Regions from separate parts of the Homo sapiens genome. Here region 2 is linked to region 1. A link is a loop called in an ENCODE intact Hi-C map of the cell type or tissue named here. Cell type or tissue: mammary epithelial cell. All regions are shown on one strand.

Region 1 (8,000 bases):
GCTATGTATCAATTCACCACAGTCCGTCAAAAGGCCTGTGACGCACTCTCTCTGGGGGTATTTGAGCCGATATCCCAGTAGTCAACACTAGATGGCAGTAGGAGACTGCTCAGAAAATGGAGAGCGGCGCCCACCTTGCAGTGCGCAGGCGTCGTCAGTAGACATCGCGCAGGCGTCGTCAGTAGACATCGCGCAGGCGTCGTCAGTAGACATCGCGCAGGCGTCGTCAGTAGACATCGCGCAGGCGTCGTCAGTAGACATCGCGCAGGCGTCGTCAGTAGACATCGCGCAGGCGTCGTCAGTAGACATCGCGCAGGCGTCGTCAGTAGACATCGCGCAGGCGTCGTCAGTAGACATCGCGCAGGCGTCGTCAGTAGACATCGCGCAGGCGTCGTCAGTAGACATCGCGCAGGCGTCGTCAGTAGACATCGCGCAGGCGTCGTCAGTAGACATCGCGCAGGCGTCGTCAGTAGACATCGCGCAGGCGATGGGTGAGGCGGCTTTGGCCGCCATGTTTTCGTCGCAGTAACTGCCTTGGTGTCAGTAGTCATTGCCAGTTTCGGGCGTTCTGGACAATTGGGATGCTGCAGAGTTCATGGCTGGGGCTGCTCGTTGGGTGGGACAAGAATCCTCTGCAATGGTTTGTTTTGGCTGCCCAGGAGGTGCGTCAAGTCGCTGCCGCTCCCCTCGTGGGCGTCAGGCCTCAAGAGTTCCCCGCCTAGAAAATGGAGCTCAGCGAGTCGTGCGTACCATGGTGCACCTGGTTTTGCAGCCTAAGCGGGTCACTTTAGTGCATCCTCCTCGCGGATTGGAGCCTGTTTGCACCCCTATAGCCCGAATGAGACCCAAGTCACACGGGCTCAGAAGTTCTTTGCCCCTGGCCATGATCCCCCAGCCAGCCACCCGAGTTTCCAGGCCTCAGGCGCTTTGGAAACGCCTGTACGTCGCCTGTACCTGAATGGCAGGTACTCATCTGCTTTAGCTACATCATAGTCTGCACCACTTCTGCCAGCTCGATTGCAGCCTGGATTTGAGTCAGAAACTTTTCATGGTGGATGAGGGTTGTAAATATCCAAAGCGACTCCAGATGAAATTGCCCTCATCAAAGGAAGCTCAGATGACAGATTTCTGCATAGAAGCCAAAAAAGCCTTCCCTCAAGGAAAGAGTCAGTTTCAAGTATTTGCAAACTCAGAACAGTGTCAATTTTAGATCACTACAATGCTGCCCATCAAGGAAGAACCCTATTGCTCCCTGGCGTCTCTCCTTGAGCCCTAAACACAGTAGATTCAGAAACTAAGTCAGCAAATGGAGGAAGATTCTTAACCGTGATAAGTTGGAAAACGTGCGTCAGAGGGCCACATCCCTTCCTCGAGTTCAGGCTACCACCTGACTGCAGGTCAGAGCTGGAAGAGACAGTGAAAATGTAAGTTTAAATAAAGATTGTCGTTTTCACTTTTACATACTTAAAGCCATTTTAAATGAGTCACGGGCAGATATTTATTAAATAAAATGACCAAAAAATTAATGGGATTTGACCTAACTTTTATCCTGGGGCAGGGGAAGAACTAGCACTGCAGAATACATTTAAGCTGCGAGCCGTGGCTCCTGCCTGTAATTCCAGCACTTTGGGAGGCCAAGATGGGAGAATCACTTGAGGCCAGGAGTTTGAGACCATTCTCATCAACATAGCGAGTCAACTTAGGGAGATCCCATCTCTATTTATTTTTTAAAATAAAAAAAAGAATAAATTTAAAAGGAAAGAGGTGTGAAAACGACAGCTACTTAGTAATTAAATTCTGTGAGTCATGGCTTGTTCATGGGAATGATTCTATTTGAATGTTATAATAATTTTGTTTCTAATTTCAGAAAGTATTTTGGTCCTTCTGACCAAGTCTTTGTATCTGTGTAAATCATGAGTTAAAGAAATAACTTTCCAAAAAGAGGTTGAGATCTTCTGATTCAGGACTTAAGCATTGTGAGTGTCAAGGGGGTGTGGTGTCAGTGTTGAGATGTGTGGCCCTGTCCCTGTTGGTGGTCTTGGTTTCAGACTTCTGTCAGGAAAGAGTCAGACAGTGTTGACTAGGAAAAGGAGTTCTGTGGTGTCTGTGGTTTGGTCTGTGGTAATTTTGCTGAGCCAGAAAGGGAATTCCAGCCTTGATGTCCAGGGCTGACTCTCCGGGCAGGCTGCCCATTGGTGAGTGGGAGCAGTGCCTGCTGTGCTTTCAGGACTGTGTCCATCACTTCCTGTCCAGGTGGACACTGTAGCGCAGGCTTCCCATTGATGGACGGGAACCTGATCTCCCTGTGCTTTTACTGCCATGCTCATCACGCACTGGGGATCATCAGCCCACCTTTTAAACCCAGCCCACAATTGGCCAGTTATCTTGTGGGTGATAGTGCAACTGTCTGTGTCGCCAGGCTTCCCACACAACTATCTGCATCTGGTTTGGACTGGCTAAACCAGGCCACACCAAAGGTCAGGGGAGCCTTAGATACATAACGCTTATTTCAGGTGTGAGGGAGCATGTGAAGGCACCCTGATTGCATCTTTAGGAAGTGTTCATTATCGTGATTGCGTTTTTATATGTAACATTTAAAATATTGTCTAACTTATTACTTTAAAATAATTTTAGACTTACAAAGAAGTTGCAAAAACAGTATGGTGAATTTGTCTTTTTCACTCAGCTTCCTCTAATGTTGCATAGCCTTAATAAAATTATTGAAACCAGAAAACTAATACTGACATAATACTATTAACTGATCTGCAGACCTTATTTGAGTTTCATCAGTTGTCCCACTCGTGTCCGCTTTCTGGTCTAGGATGCAATCCAGAATTCAGTGTTGCAATTCGTTATTGTGTTTCCTTACTCTCCTCTATTCTAGGATAGTTCTTCCTTAAGCCTTACCTGTCTGATAAGCCTTGTCTTATCAGACAGATAGTCTTGTCTGTGTATATGCAGCCTAGCCCTCAGCCAGGAATTTGGGGAAGACTCCACAAGGACATGTGGTGCTTACCTCTGCACAGTTCTTCTTTGATACCATACCTCAGAGACTCCAGGCTCACCAGCTGCCCTGAATGCCCTCAGTGCTGCAGAACTGCTGTCCTGTGCTCAGATCCCAGCTATCTGCATTGCACTTGGGAAATTGTTCTTTGACAACTTGTTTATCTAAGGGCTCACCCTGTAAATGTCCATCCCTTGTGGAATTGCAGTCTTGTGCTACCTGTTGTCTGGTACCTAAACACAGTGGCTTCATATACTTTATTCTGTGTGCAGTTTTATAGTTGTTAATGTCAAGAGAGCTAGTCTAGTTTCAGTTAACACCATCATGGCTAGAAATGGGAGAATCCTCACTTTCATTTTGAAGGCTATTTTAGCAGAGTATACACTTCTACATTGGCTGTTTCATTCTTTCACTCTTTAATGAGGAAATTCCTTGTTAGTACTATTCATGTCCTTGGTTAGCAGGCCAGTCATGCTTTCAGGAGTCTAGTTTTCACACCATCTTCTCTTCAGTTCAAATTACTGTTACTTTCCTTTTCTGTTTCCCCATACCTGGGTCCATGAAGATGTATTTACTATTACTACTATCATTATTAAGACAGTTAAACTCTCCTGGGTTCCTAGGTGGGAGAGAAGTTTAACTGTCTACAAGTATAAGGGGAGAACTGGAAGGCAAAAGAGGGTAGCCTTTTGGGGCAAGGTGTTTCTCTTTAGAGAGACTGTAATTCTCTTGATCCCCACAGGGTGGAGGTAAACTTGGCTGGTTTCCTAGTTCAGTGCATACTAAACCTCTGAACTTGCTTGTGTGCCACTGAAGAGAGGGAAGACACATTGAGGAGAAATGCGGAGCTGATACAGACAGGCATATTGTACACAACCAAGATAAGTGGGATCAAGCCGCCCTGTAAGAGAGAGGGTAGAAGCAGGGACTTCTGGCTCCCTGAACTGTTAACTGTGTCTCCATTTTTTTTTTTTTTTGAAGACACTCCACTCTGTCACGCAGCTGGAGCGCAGTGGTGCAGTCATGGCTCACTGCAGCCTTGATCTTCTGGGCTGAAGTCGTGTCTTCATTTTTGATAGGAACGTTATTTTGACAAAATGTGGGACAGCTGATGAGCCTATAGATGTAACTCTCTGATGTAGTCAGTTAGTCATATGGGTAGCTCTCCTTGACAAACTGCATAGGAATCTCTTTTGTCCTCTTAGTAGGTGGTAATTTTCCCCTGGGTGTGGGATGGCTAAGAAGGACTTGCACAATTACATAACCATGGGTGACATCTCCAGAAAGAAAACCTCCGATAAACATGACATTTTCTCTTTTGGGGCATTTGGATTCAGTGCATTTTATTGGCAACTGTCCTATGTGTTTAAATTCCTAGAACTGAAACCCTGGACGCACGGTAGCTCATAATTCTTGTTACATAAGATAATTTGTTTATTGTTTTAGTTTTCAATTAGTTTTTCCTTAACATATAACTGAGTGCATCATAAACAATTTGCTTTAGAATTTCTACTTCCAGGGCTGTTACTGACTGGATGCAGTGCACAAAGACATACGTATAAGACTATTTTTTTGTGATATTTTAGAGCAATGGTGAAAAGTTGGGAACAACTTAAATCGTTTTCAACAGAAGACTAATGAAATAAATTACTGAAACTTATTCACAAAATGGAAATCTAGGCAGCTGTAAGAAATGGATATGTGCTCTTAGGGATTTAAAGGGGTGTGTATAACATTATCCCATAAAGACTAAAGTGTGGTACGTGTGTACATTTATATTAATATGTATGCAAATGTGTAGAATATAGAAAAATTCAGACACTATGTTGTAAACACAGTTACTTTGGGGAGGAGAGGAGGTGCGATGAGAGAATACCAACCATGGCTGTATAATCTCTATTTCTGAACATACACAACATTTTTCAAGAAAATATATTACTTTATTATTTGAATTATTATTTTCAGCCATATGTATAGACTGAAAGGAGAGAGAGACAAGGAGACAGAAAGAGACAGTGACAGAGAGGACAGAAGAGTCACAAAGAGTGGGAGGAGAGAAAGGGAAGGACCTTAGCCACAGAAAGTTGAGAGGAGAGTAAGTTGGAAGAGGTAGTGATTAGAGATTTTGCGCATTGACAGTGGTTGACTTGGCTTCTGGGGTAGGCCCTGGAACAAAGTCCTCTGATCCTCGGTTGTTTGGGAATAGTCAATTATGTAAGGGTATTCTGGTGCTACCAGTTTTGTGCAATGGTGGGCATTTACTGCTATAAACTTCCCTCTTAGACCTGCTTTTGCTTTTTCCTACAGATTTTGGTATGTTGTGTTTCCATTTTGTTTGTCTCAAGAAATTTTTAAATTTCCCTTTTAATTTCTTCACTGACCCAATGATTGGTCAGGAACATGTTGTTTAATTCCCATGTCTTTGTACTGTTTCTGAAGTTCCTCCTGTTACGGATTTCTAGTATTATACCATTGAGTTAGAAAAGATACTTGATATGATTTCAGTCTTCTTAAATTTGTTAAGACTTGTTTTGTGGCATACATATGATATATCCTGGAGAATGCTCATGTGCAGTTGAGAAGAATGTGTATTCTGCAGCTGTTGGATGAACTGTTTTGTATAAATCTATTAAGTTCATTTGGTCTAGAGTATAGTTTGAATCTGATGTTTCTTTATTGATTTTGTTTTGTCTGGTTGATCTGTCCATTGCTGAAAGTGGGGTGTTGAAGTCCCCTACTATTACTGCATTGCTCTCTCTCTTTACTATTACTGCATCTGTCTCTCTCTTCAGATATATTAATATGTTAGGCCATTCCTACATTGCCATAAAGAAATAGCTGAGACTGGATAATTTATATAAAAAAAGAGCTTTCATTGACTCACAATTATGCAAGCTGTACAGGAAGCATGGTGCCAACATCTGCTTCTGAGGAGGCCTCAGGAAGCTTACAATCATGGCAGAAGGCACAGTGGGAGCAGAAGCTAGAGAGAGAGTGTGTGTGGGAGGTGTCACACACTTTTAAAAAACCAGATCTTACAAGAACTTATCACCAAGGGATGGCACTAAGCCATTCATGAGGGATATGTCCCCATGATACAAGCACTTCCCACTGGTGCCCCCTCCAACACTGGGTATTACATTTCAACATGAGATTTGGTGGGAATACAAAGATCCAGACCATATCATTCCACCCCTGTCTCCACATCTCGTGTCCTTTTCACGTTGCAAAATACAACCATGCCTTCCCAACAGTCCTGAAAAGTCTTTACTCATTCCGGCATCAACTCAGTCAAAAGTCTCAAGTCTCATCTGGACATGAATTCCTTCCACCTATGAGCCCGTAAAATCAAAACAAGTTATTTACTGCCAACATACCATGGGAGTACAGCTATTGGGTCGCTCTCCAAAAGGGAGAAGTTGACCAAAAGAAAGGGGCTACAGGCCCCAATGCAAGTTTGAAACCCAGCAGGGCAGTCATTAAAACTTAAAGCTCCTGCAGTGAGCCGAGATTGCGCCACTGCACTCCAGCCTGGGCAACAGAGTGAGACTCCAGCTCAAAAAAAAAGGAAAACAAAAAACACCAAAAGAAAACAAAACAAAACAAAAAAACTTAAAGCTCCAAAATAGTCTCTCTTGACTCCAGACTGTAGTGTTGGGTGCATGTGTATTTCATATAGTTAAGTCTTCTTGTTGAATCTGACCCTCTATCATTATGTAATGCCCTTCTTTTTCCTTTTTGATCATTATTGGTTTAAAGTCTGTTTTGTCTAGAATAAGAATAGCAACCCCTGCTCTTTTTTGTTCTCTGTTTGCTTGATAGATCTTTCTCCATCCCTTTACTTTGAGCCATTTAATTTGAGATGGGTCTCTTGAATACAGTATACAGTTGGGTCTTGCTTCTTTATCTAACATGCTCCTCTGTCTTTTAAGTGGGGCATTTAGCCTGTTTACATTCAAGTTTAATATTGATATGTGAGGGTTTGATCCTGTCATCATGTTGTTAGCTGGTTGTTATGTAGACCTGATTGTATAGTTGCTTTATAGTGACAGTGGGCCATATACTTAAGTGTGTTTTTGTGGTGGCTGGTAATGGCGTTTTGTTTCCATGTTTAACACTCCCTTAAGGAACTCTTGTAAGGCAGGTCTGGCAGTAATGAAGTCCCTTAGCATTTGCTTGTATGAAAAGGATTTTCTTTTCTCCTTTGCATTTTTGTTCTTTGCAACAACAAAGAAACCATACAGGAACATTGGTTGCCTTCTGGGACACCAACAATTCAAATATTTTATTGCTTTAATAGTGCTTCATATTTCATGTAGGCTCCACTCATTCTTTTAAATTATTTTTTCTTTGTTTTTGTCTGACTAGGTTACTTCAAAAGACCCATCTTTAAGTTCTGGGATTCTTTCTTCTGCTTGATATGGTCTATTTTTGAAGCCTTTGAGTGTATTTTCTATTTCATTCAATGGATTCTTCAGTTCTAGAATTTATCTTTGGTTCTCTTTAATGATACCTATCTCTTTGGTGATAAATTTCTCATTCATAGCCCGAATTGTTTTTCTAATATTGTTGGTTTTTTTGTATTGTATGTCATTGAGAACAACTCACTTCTTTAATAACAACATATTGAATTTTTTCTGGGATTTCATAAATTCCTTTTTTTTCTTGTTTTTTGGAGATGGAGTCTCGCTCTGTCTCCCAGGTTGGAGTGCAGTGGTATTCCACTGTCCACTCCAATCTCCTTCTCCTGTGTTCAAGAAATTCTTGTATGTCAGCCTCCTGAGTACCTGGAATTACAGGTGCGCACCACCATGCCTGGCTAATTTTTGTATTTTTAGTAGAGACAGGGTTCCACCATGTTGGCCAGGCTCATCTCAAGCTCCTGACCTCAAGTGATCTGCCTACTTCGGCCTCCCAAAGTGCTGGGATTACAGGCATTCGCCACCACACCTGACCTCATAAATTCCTTTTTGATTGGGATCTGTTGCTAGTGAAT
Region 2 (8,000 bases), 290 kb after region 1:
AGATCTTAGTGTACCCGTCACCCGAGTACTGTACAGTGCACCCAGTACATAGATTTTACCCCTCACCCCTCCCACTCTCCCCCTTCTAGGTCTCCAGTTTCCATTATACCACTCTGTATGCCTTGCATACCCATAGCTTAGCTTCCACTTACAAGTGAGAACATAGAGTGTTTTATTTTCCATTAGTGAGTTATTTCACTTAGAATAATGGCCTCCAACTCCATCCAAGTCTACAAAAGACATTATTTTGCTCTTGTTTACGGGTAAAGTAGTATTCCTTCATGGGGATCTTGATCACCCTTCCCTTCTGCAAGCTATCACACTGGTCCACGACACTGATGGCATTTTACTAATTGGACCTAGTGAGCATGAAGCAGCTACTCTGTACTTATTGGTAAGACAGTGTGGAGTGAGGCAATTCTCCTAATAAACACCCTCTCATATATATCCACATGCATAGGTATAGTCATGCATTGCTTAACAAGGGGTAGTTTTTGAGAAGTGTGTTGTTAGGTGATTTCATTGTGTGAGCATCATAGAGTGTGCTTACACAAACCTCGATGTTACAGCTTACTGCATACACACCTAGGTTATGTGGCATGGCCGAGTGCTCCTAGGCTACACGCCTGTACAGCATGTTACTTTAGTGAATGCTGTGGCAACTGTAGCAAAACAGTAAGTATTTATGCATCTGAACGTAGAAAAGGGATGGTAAAGTCATGGCTTACACCTGTAATCCCAGCACTTTGGGAGGCCGAGGCGGGTGGATCACGAGGTCAGGAGATCAAGACCATCCTGGCCAACACGGTGAAACACCGTCTCTACTAAATATACAAAAAATTAGCCGGGCGTGGTGGCAGGTGCCTGTAGTCCTAGCCACTCTGGGGGCTGAGGCAGGAGAATGGCGTGAACCCGGGAGGCAGAGCTTGCAGTGAGCGGACATTGCGCCACTGCACCCCAGCCTGGGTGACAGGGCGAGACTCTGTCTCAAAAAAAAAAAAAAGGCCAGGCATGGTGGCTCACGCCTGTAATCCCAGCACTTTAGGAGTCTGAGGCGGGCAGATCACGAGGTCAGGAGTTCAGGACCAGCCTGGCCAAGATGGTGAAACCCCATCTCTACTAAAAATACAAAAATTAGCCAGGCGTGGTGGCATGCTCCTGTAATCCCAGCTACTCGGGAGGCTGAGGCAGGAGAATTGCTTGAACCCGGGAGGCGGAGGTTACAGTGAGCCGAGATCAAGCCATTGCACTCCAGCCTGGGCAGCAGAGCGAGACTCCGTCTGGAAAAAAAAAAAAAAAAAGATAAAATCTAGTACACCTGTTTAGGGCACTTACCATGAATAGAGCTTGCAGGACTGGAAGTTTCACTGGGTGAGTCAGTGCGTGAGTGGTGAGTGAATGTAAGGCTAGGACAGTAATGTGTATGTCTGTAGGCTTCATAAACACTGTACACTAGATTATATTAAATTTATTTTTAAAAGTTTTTGGTTCTTCAATAATAAATTAACCTTAGCTTACTGTAACTTACTTTATAAACTTTTTAATTTTTTAAAACTTTCTCACTTTGTTGTAATAACACTTAGCTTAAAACACACATATACACCTGTACAAAAATATTTTCTTTATATCCTTATTCTGTAAGCTTTTTTCTGTTGAAAAAATATTTCTTTTGCTTTTTAAACTTTTTTGTTAAAAACGAAGACACAAACGCAGACATTAGCCTAGGCCTACGCAGGGTCAGGAGATCAGTATCACTGTCTCCCACCTCCACACCGTGTCCCACTGGAAGGTCCTCTGGGGCTGTCACACGCATGGAGCTGTCATCTAGGGTGACAGTGCCTTCTGGATACCCCTGAAGGACCTGCGTGAGGCCCTTGAGAAGGTGTGGTTCTTTTCAGAAAAATGTCCATGGTGGTTCGCTTGGCTTCTTTTTTCGTCATGGATTTGTGTGAGTAATGGCGTTGTGCTGAGACATTCCCATGGCTGTGCTGTCACCAGGCAATAGGACTATTTCAGTGTGTTTATCTTCTGGGACCACACTTGTATATGTGGGCCACTGCTGACTAAACATCATTATACAGCTCATGACTGTGTGTATGTCTCTCTCTTTTTTTTTTGAGATGGGTCTTGCTCTGTCGCCCATGCTGGAGTGCAGTGGCGGGATCTCGGCTCACTGCAAGCTCCGCCTCCCGGGTTCATACCATTCTCCTGCTTCAGCCTCTCTAGTACCTGGGACTACAGGTGCCCGCCACTGCGTCCAGCTAATTTTTTATATTTTTAGTAGAGATGGGGTTTCACTATGTTAGCCAGGATGGTCTTGATCTCCTGACCTCATGATCCGCCCACCTCGGCCTCCCAAAGTGCTGGGATTACAGGCGTGAGCCACCACGTCCAGCCTGTGTGTGTGTGTCTCTCTCATTAGTTCTGTCTCTCTGGAGAACCCTGACTCTCATGATGGATGTCCCTCACGGGGTCCTTTTCCGGAAGACACCACCTATGTTCTTTCCTGTCTATGCTTGGAACTTGGGTGCAAACCTAGGCCGGATCTGGGGGACTCCCTCTGTGCTCCCTGGCCCTTCCTGGGATCTCCTGATTTTTGTTCTGTGGCTTTGGGTTCCTTACATCAGAGTCCAGCACAGTCAGTTAGAAATGCGTGTTGCCTTGCAAGCGGATACTAGTGCCTGTACACCTACAGCATGGATCTGTGAAAGTAACAGGAATAGTCACAACCACTATTTCATCCAGCGCTCGCCAGGGCCCAGGGTGTGACCTTCATGCAGTAATATAACTCATTTCATCTTCACGGCTACCCTGCGCAGTGGAGACTCTCTTTGTCCCTGGTTTATAGGTGAGGAAACCAAGGCCCAGAGGGTAGCTCACTCCACTGAGGTTGCACAGCCAGGAGGTGGCAGCTTTGTCCCAGAGTCAGGCCATAAGCAGGGCAGGCGCAGCGGGTCCGAGTTTCTCGGCACAGCACTCACCCTTAGCTCAGGCAGTGCACCTTGGTGGTCTCTCTGACTTATTATACAGAGAATGCTGGGTATGACTTGCCAAACTCATTCACCAGAAACTAACCCACTAGGGTAAAAACCCTTATGTCAGGCTTCAGGCTGTCACTAGCAGCGGCATTTCCTGCCCTGGAAACCTGACTTCCCCCAGCTGCCTGCATGCCTCAGGCAGGCACGGCTCCCTTCTGGGCTGCTGCTCATTGTCTGCATGTTGGAGATATTCAGAATGCCCTGTTACACCTTGTACTGTGGGTCCACTCCATGTGGGATCTTGATGCTGCTCTATAATCCCTCACCCTTAGTTTTAAAACCCAAGCAGTTCTGAAGAACAGTTGTTCTGGTAAGTTTGGGCAGCTCGTTCAGTGGCAAAACCTGACCTGAACTACTAAGAAGCTGCTGATGGTCTTGATTACTCTCCAGTGGCATGTCTGGAGGTTTTGCTGCAGAAATGGCCGTGTATGTGCTTGTGATTACTAGGTACTGCCTTGGACCTGCTGGGGGTGTCCTATGATAGAGCATGTACACAAAATCATGTGGGTTTTTTTGTATTGTTTTGTTTTGGTTTTTTTTTGAGACAGAATCTCACTGTGTTACCCAGGCTGGAGTGTGATGGCACAATCATGACTCACTGCAGCCTTACCTGGGCTCAAGCAATCCTCCCACCTCAGCCCCCCAAAGTAGCTGGGACTACAGGCATGCACCACCATACCTGGCTAGCTTTTTGTTGTTGTTGTTATTTTTTTCTAGAGATAGGGACTCACTATGTTGTCCAGGCTGGTCTTGAACTCCTGAGCTCAAGTGATCCTCCCACCTCAGCCTCCCACAGTGGTGGGATTATAGGTGTGAGCCACCACACCCGGCCATCTACCAAATCACCTTACTAAAATCCAAAAAATTCCCAATCCCCAAATACACGCAGCCCCCAGGGCTTCTTCGGGGATTGTGAACCTGTGTTACCATTTCACCAGCTCCAGACATCATTACCCATGAGTACTCGCTGACGAAGATAATGCTTTTAGAAACAACTTGTTTACTTAGCACTGTGGATTCACCTGCAGTTGTAAGAAGTAATGCAGAAATCCCAGTTTTCCCTAAAGGTATATCTGGCATAACTACATAAATATCACAGTCAGAATACTGACCTTGATACAATCCAACTGCCACTTTAAAAAAAAAGTTCAGTGTGAAGTTCTGACCCGGTGGGCCTTCAGGAGCTGAGTCCCTTCTGGTCTGGACTGAATGACCTTCCTCAGGAGCAGGAGCCCAGCAGGGCATCTTCACTGTCCCAGCTAGACCTTGCGTGTCGCAGCAGCTACAGTAGCAGCAGGCCTTGGGATGAGCACTTGCCTGCTGCTGCCTGGCATTAAGTTCTCACGACAATCCTCCAGGGGGTGCTGGCACCACCCCTACTTTCTAGAAACTGAGGGAGGCTTGAGATGTGAGGCCGCCTGTCCTGGCAGGCCTGGATTCAGACCCAGGAGGCCTAGTCCCAGAGCCCAGGCTCATAACCACTGCCCCACGCTGCCTCCCTGGAGGGCATGCAGTGTGCCCCAGGGACGAGAGGCCCAGGCAGGGAGGGGAGGTGGTGGAAGGGGAGCCCATCCCAGCGTGCATAGCGGAAATCAGGAGCCTGGGCTTTGGCGCAGTTTCGCCTGGGAGAGAAGGGAATCCTGGCTTCCTGGGTGGGTGACTTCACCTCCCCGGGCCTTGGTTTTCTTGTCTGTCAGATGAGGATTGTGAAAACACTGCCATGTAGAGGTGCATGGAGGATAAATGAGCAAGTGAATTGCTTACACAATATTAGGCACATAGTAAGTGCTCTAGAAGTGAGCTGTGTATTATTATTGTTGCCGCTGCCACTGTTGGTATTCCCACTCCCTTTCTCCTCCCTGCGCTGTCATTGTTTGCCTTCATCTGCCTTCCCAGCCCGCCCACCCCTGGAGAACAGGAGACTGGCGGGGAGGAAATGCTCAGTCACTCATTCATTTCTTTGGAGAAAGGGGGGAAGGGAAATTCATTGACTGCTGCACGCACAGCTATGGCTGAGCCTCAGCCCTGCCCTCACAGGGCCACCTTCCAGCGGGGTGGACAGACCGGTTCCGAACCAGCAGGGCTCACGGCTGGAACAAGGGAGCCCAGGGGCCTTTGGGAGCCCAGAGGGGGTGCCTGACCCAGCCTCTGGGGCTTCCTAGAGGAGGGATCAGTGGGGCTGAGACCTGGAGGAGGAGCTGGAGGTGCAAATGAGGTGCTCTGGGCAGAGGCAGCCTGCATAAAGGCCTGGAGCCAGCATGCCGGGGACATGAGTGGTCTGGCTGGGAGGTATAGAGGGGTGGGAGGAGCCGCATGGGCCAGGCCACATGCTGGTTTGGATGCCAGCCGGGTGTGGGCACATAACCACTCCTCATTGGGAAGGATGCCAGGGGCTGCCTGGCACTGTCTTCCTCCCCTGCCTTACACCCACCCACAGCCCAGGTGGAGCTGCCTGGCAGGGTGCCCTAGGCCTGCCCAGACAGGGAGGAGGCCGTGGCCTGCTGGGCCTGGGCTCTTCTCACCCCGCTTGGCGCACACACCTGTTTCCAGCATGGATGAGCCTCACCCCCTGCTTCTGTCACACCAACCTGCAGGGGTCAGTGGGTGTCTCTGTGGAGGTTTCTGAGTCACGCTGCCAGGCTTTCCACCAGAGGCCACCCCTGCTCCTTGAGGGCCGGCCCTGGGACCTCCCAGTCTGTCCTCTGGCACAGGAGATACGGGGGTCTGCTCCTGGGGAGGCTAAGGATGGTGGGCAGGTCAGACGGGGGTCTACGTGACTAAACAGGTGAAGTCACTTGCCCAAAGTCACATGGCAAGTAAGTAGCAGAGCCAGGATCTGAATCCAGCCCCCAAATCCAGTCTGCTTTTCAGGTTAGAAGATCAGAGTTTGCAGGAATCGGGGTAAATAAGGTTGCGGGGATAGGGCTCCTTTCACTGGGAACTTGCTATGTCCCAAAGCTGAACGCCCCATGCCTATTGTGTATGATCTGGTCATCAGCGCAGCAGCCCCAGAAGGGGGACCGTGAAGAGCAGTGGGCGCCCACGTGGAGTTTCCTTTCACCTGGCACCACTGTGCAGGGTTCACAAGCATTCACCCATGCAGCTCTCCCAGTGGCCCTCTTGAGGGAGATATATATGGTTCTCAGTCCCACCTCAGAGAGAAACTGAGCCACAGAGAGGCAGACTCACCTGCCTGAGGTCACCCAGCTCATGACTTGCAGAGCTGGGATTTGAACCCGGTCTCAGGGATCTGTGACCCTCAGTTCCTCTCTTCAGTGGACAAAACAGGGAAATCTTTTGTCCTGGGCCTCCCCAGAGTGTGAGGGAGGGAAGTAACAGCACTCGGTGCTGCTGCCCACCTGCCCCTGCTGCATGCCGGGCCCCCTGTGTTACTTATTCCTTCCCACAGCCCTGGCAGGGGAGCCCTGTGTCACCTCCCTGTTAGAGATTAGGTAACCTGGGCTTGGGGAGTCCATGTCGTCCAGCAAGTCATTGGCCCTTTGTGTGAGTCTGGGCTGTTCTGTGACCGTAGACCCAGCCGGGCCCTTCCTCTCATGCTCCGCCACCTTGGTAGTCACGATAGTAGCATCAGGACCTGTGCTTGGGATGCTGCTCACCCCACAGGGATTCTCACAGGGCACCTGAAGCTGAGCCCGCAGTCCTCAGACAGGCAGTTGTTTGATTTTAGCGCGCTCATAGCTAAGATTGATGAAGTGCACCCATGCGGGCAGCTTTGCTGTGCCCAGTTTTGGGGTGCAGAAACCAAGGCTCGGCAGTTAAATACGTCTAGGGTTGCACCATCAGCACCTGGCGCCCAGGCGGTCTGACTTCCACTTTCATGGAACCCAGGGCTGGGCAGCCTGGGGGCAACCGCTGTGCCCCCACCTCAGCCTCAGTGTGCACGCCCCTTCCCTCCCACCCAGGTGGTCAAGGTGAAGCCCCATGACAAGGATGCCAAAATGAAATACCAGGAGTGCAACAAGATCGTGAAGCAGAAGGCCTTTGAGCGGGCCATCGCGGGCGACGAGCACAAGCGCTCCGTGGTGGACTCGCTGGACATCGAGAGCATGAGTGAGTCAGGCCTGGATGCTCCACGCTCCAGCCCAGAACATTCCACACGGGCCTTCTCCATTCCCTGGGGGTGGGGTTGGGCTCAGGGGTGGCCCCTTGTTCTGTCCCCAGGCTGGTGTCTGTCGCTCCTCTGCCTGTGTTCCAGGGCGCTCCATCCACAGCCCAAAGCTGGGCCTCACGCTTCCCAGTGAGCGAGATTGGAGAGCCATGGTCCCCCTGCCATTTCACGGGCCCTTCCTCCGGGTAGTAGCACAGTCCCCACAGGCTGTGTCTGATTCACCTCTAGGTGCTGAGAAGATCCAAGGGATTGTTGTGGATCATCCCACAGATGATTATTGAGCATCTCCTATGTGCCCGGCACTGTCCTAGGCACTAGGGGTACAGCTATGAACAAAACCCTTCCTGTCCACATGGAGCCGATATTCTAGGAGGGAGATAAGATGATGAATAAGTCATGAAATGAATAGTGCTAAGTGCCATAAAACTGAATAGAGTAAAGGGGGGTGGGTGAAGGAAGACAGGGAGGTCAGGAAGAGGCCTCTGGGCCAGACCTGACCCAGGAGGGGACTCTTCACTCACTCTGTCCCGCTCTCGACCTGTGTGTCCACACCCAAGTTTTCCCCATCCCTGGGAGCGAGACCCCCTTCTCCCTCATAGTGGCTGTGGTCACTGACTCTCGTGTCCCGTTGTTCACACCCTAGCCATTGAGGATGAGTACAGCGGACCCAAGCTTGAAGACGGCAAAGTGACAATCAGTTTCATGAAGGAGCTCATGCAGTGGTACAAGGACCAGAAGAAACTGCACCGGAAATGTGCCTACCAGGTAATGCATCTGTCAGGTACTGGGCACCCGGGAACCCTGGGATGGCATCACAGCACTGCCAGCCGCGG

What was found. Peaks named below come from ENCODE experiments on the same cell type or tissue, not always from the same donor. Only the 100,000 strongest peaks of a DNase experiment are listed, where the experiment ranks them.
Region 2: it touches region 1 in a loop (2.9-fold over the local background); 2 of 110 quality-filtered maps call a loop at or near these places.

Annotation. Positions count from the first base shown.
Region 1 is chr19:46,078,664-46,086,663 of GRCh38, forward strand. It overlaps a transcript of IGFL2 not described here. Among named protein-coding and RNA genes, the nearest start is that of IGFL4, 42 kb to the left of the region's middle. In mammary epithelial cell, CTCF peaks have their summits at 82 (motif pointing right) and 3,745 (motif pointing right); DNase peaks (open chromatin) are centred at 78, 2,138, 3,788 and 4,188; H3K27ac peaks cover 446 bases.
Region 2 is chr19:46,368,643-46,376,642 of GRCh38, forward strand. PPP5C (protein phosphatase 5 catalytic subunit) reads left to right here. Exons shown (of 13, transcript NM_006247.4): 3 at 6,962-7,109; 4 at 7,811-7,932. Among named protein-coding and RNA genes, the nearest start is that of PPP5C, 26 kb to the left of the region's middle. In mammary epithelial cell, CTCF peaks have their summits at 4,400 (motif pointing right) and 5,629 (motif pointing right); DNase peaks (open chromatin) are centred at 1,369 and 5,429; H3K4me3 peaks cover 511 bases; H3K27ac peaks cover 3,017 bases.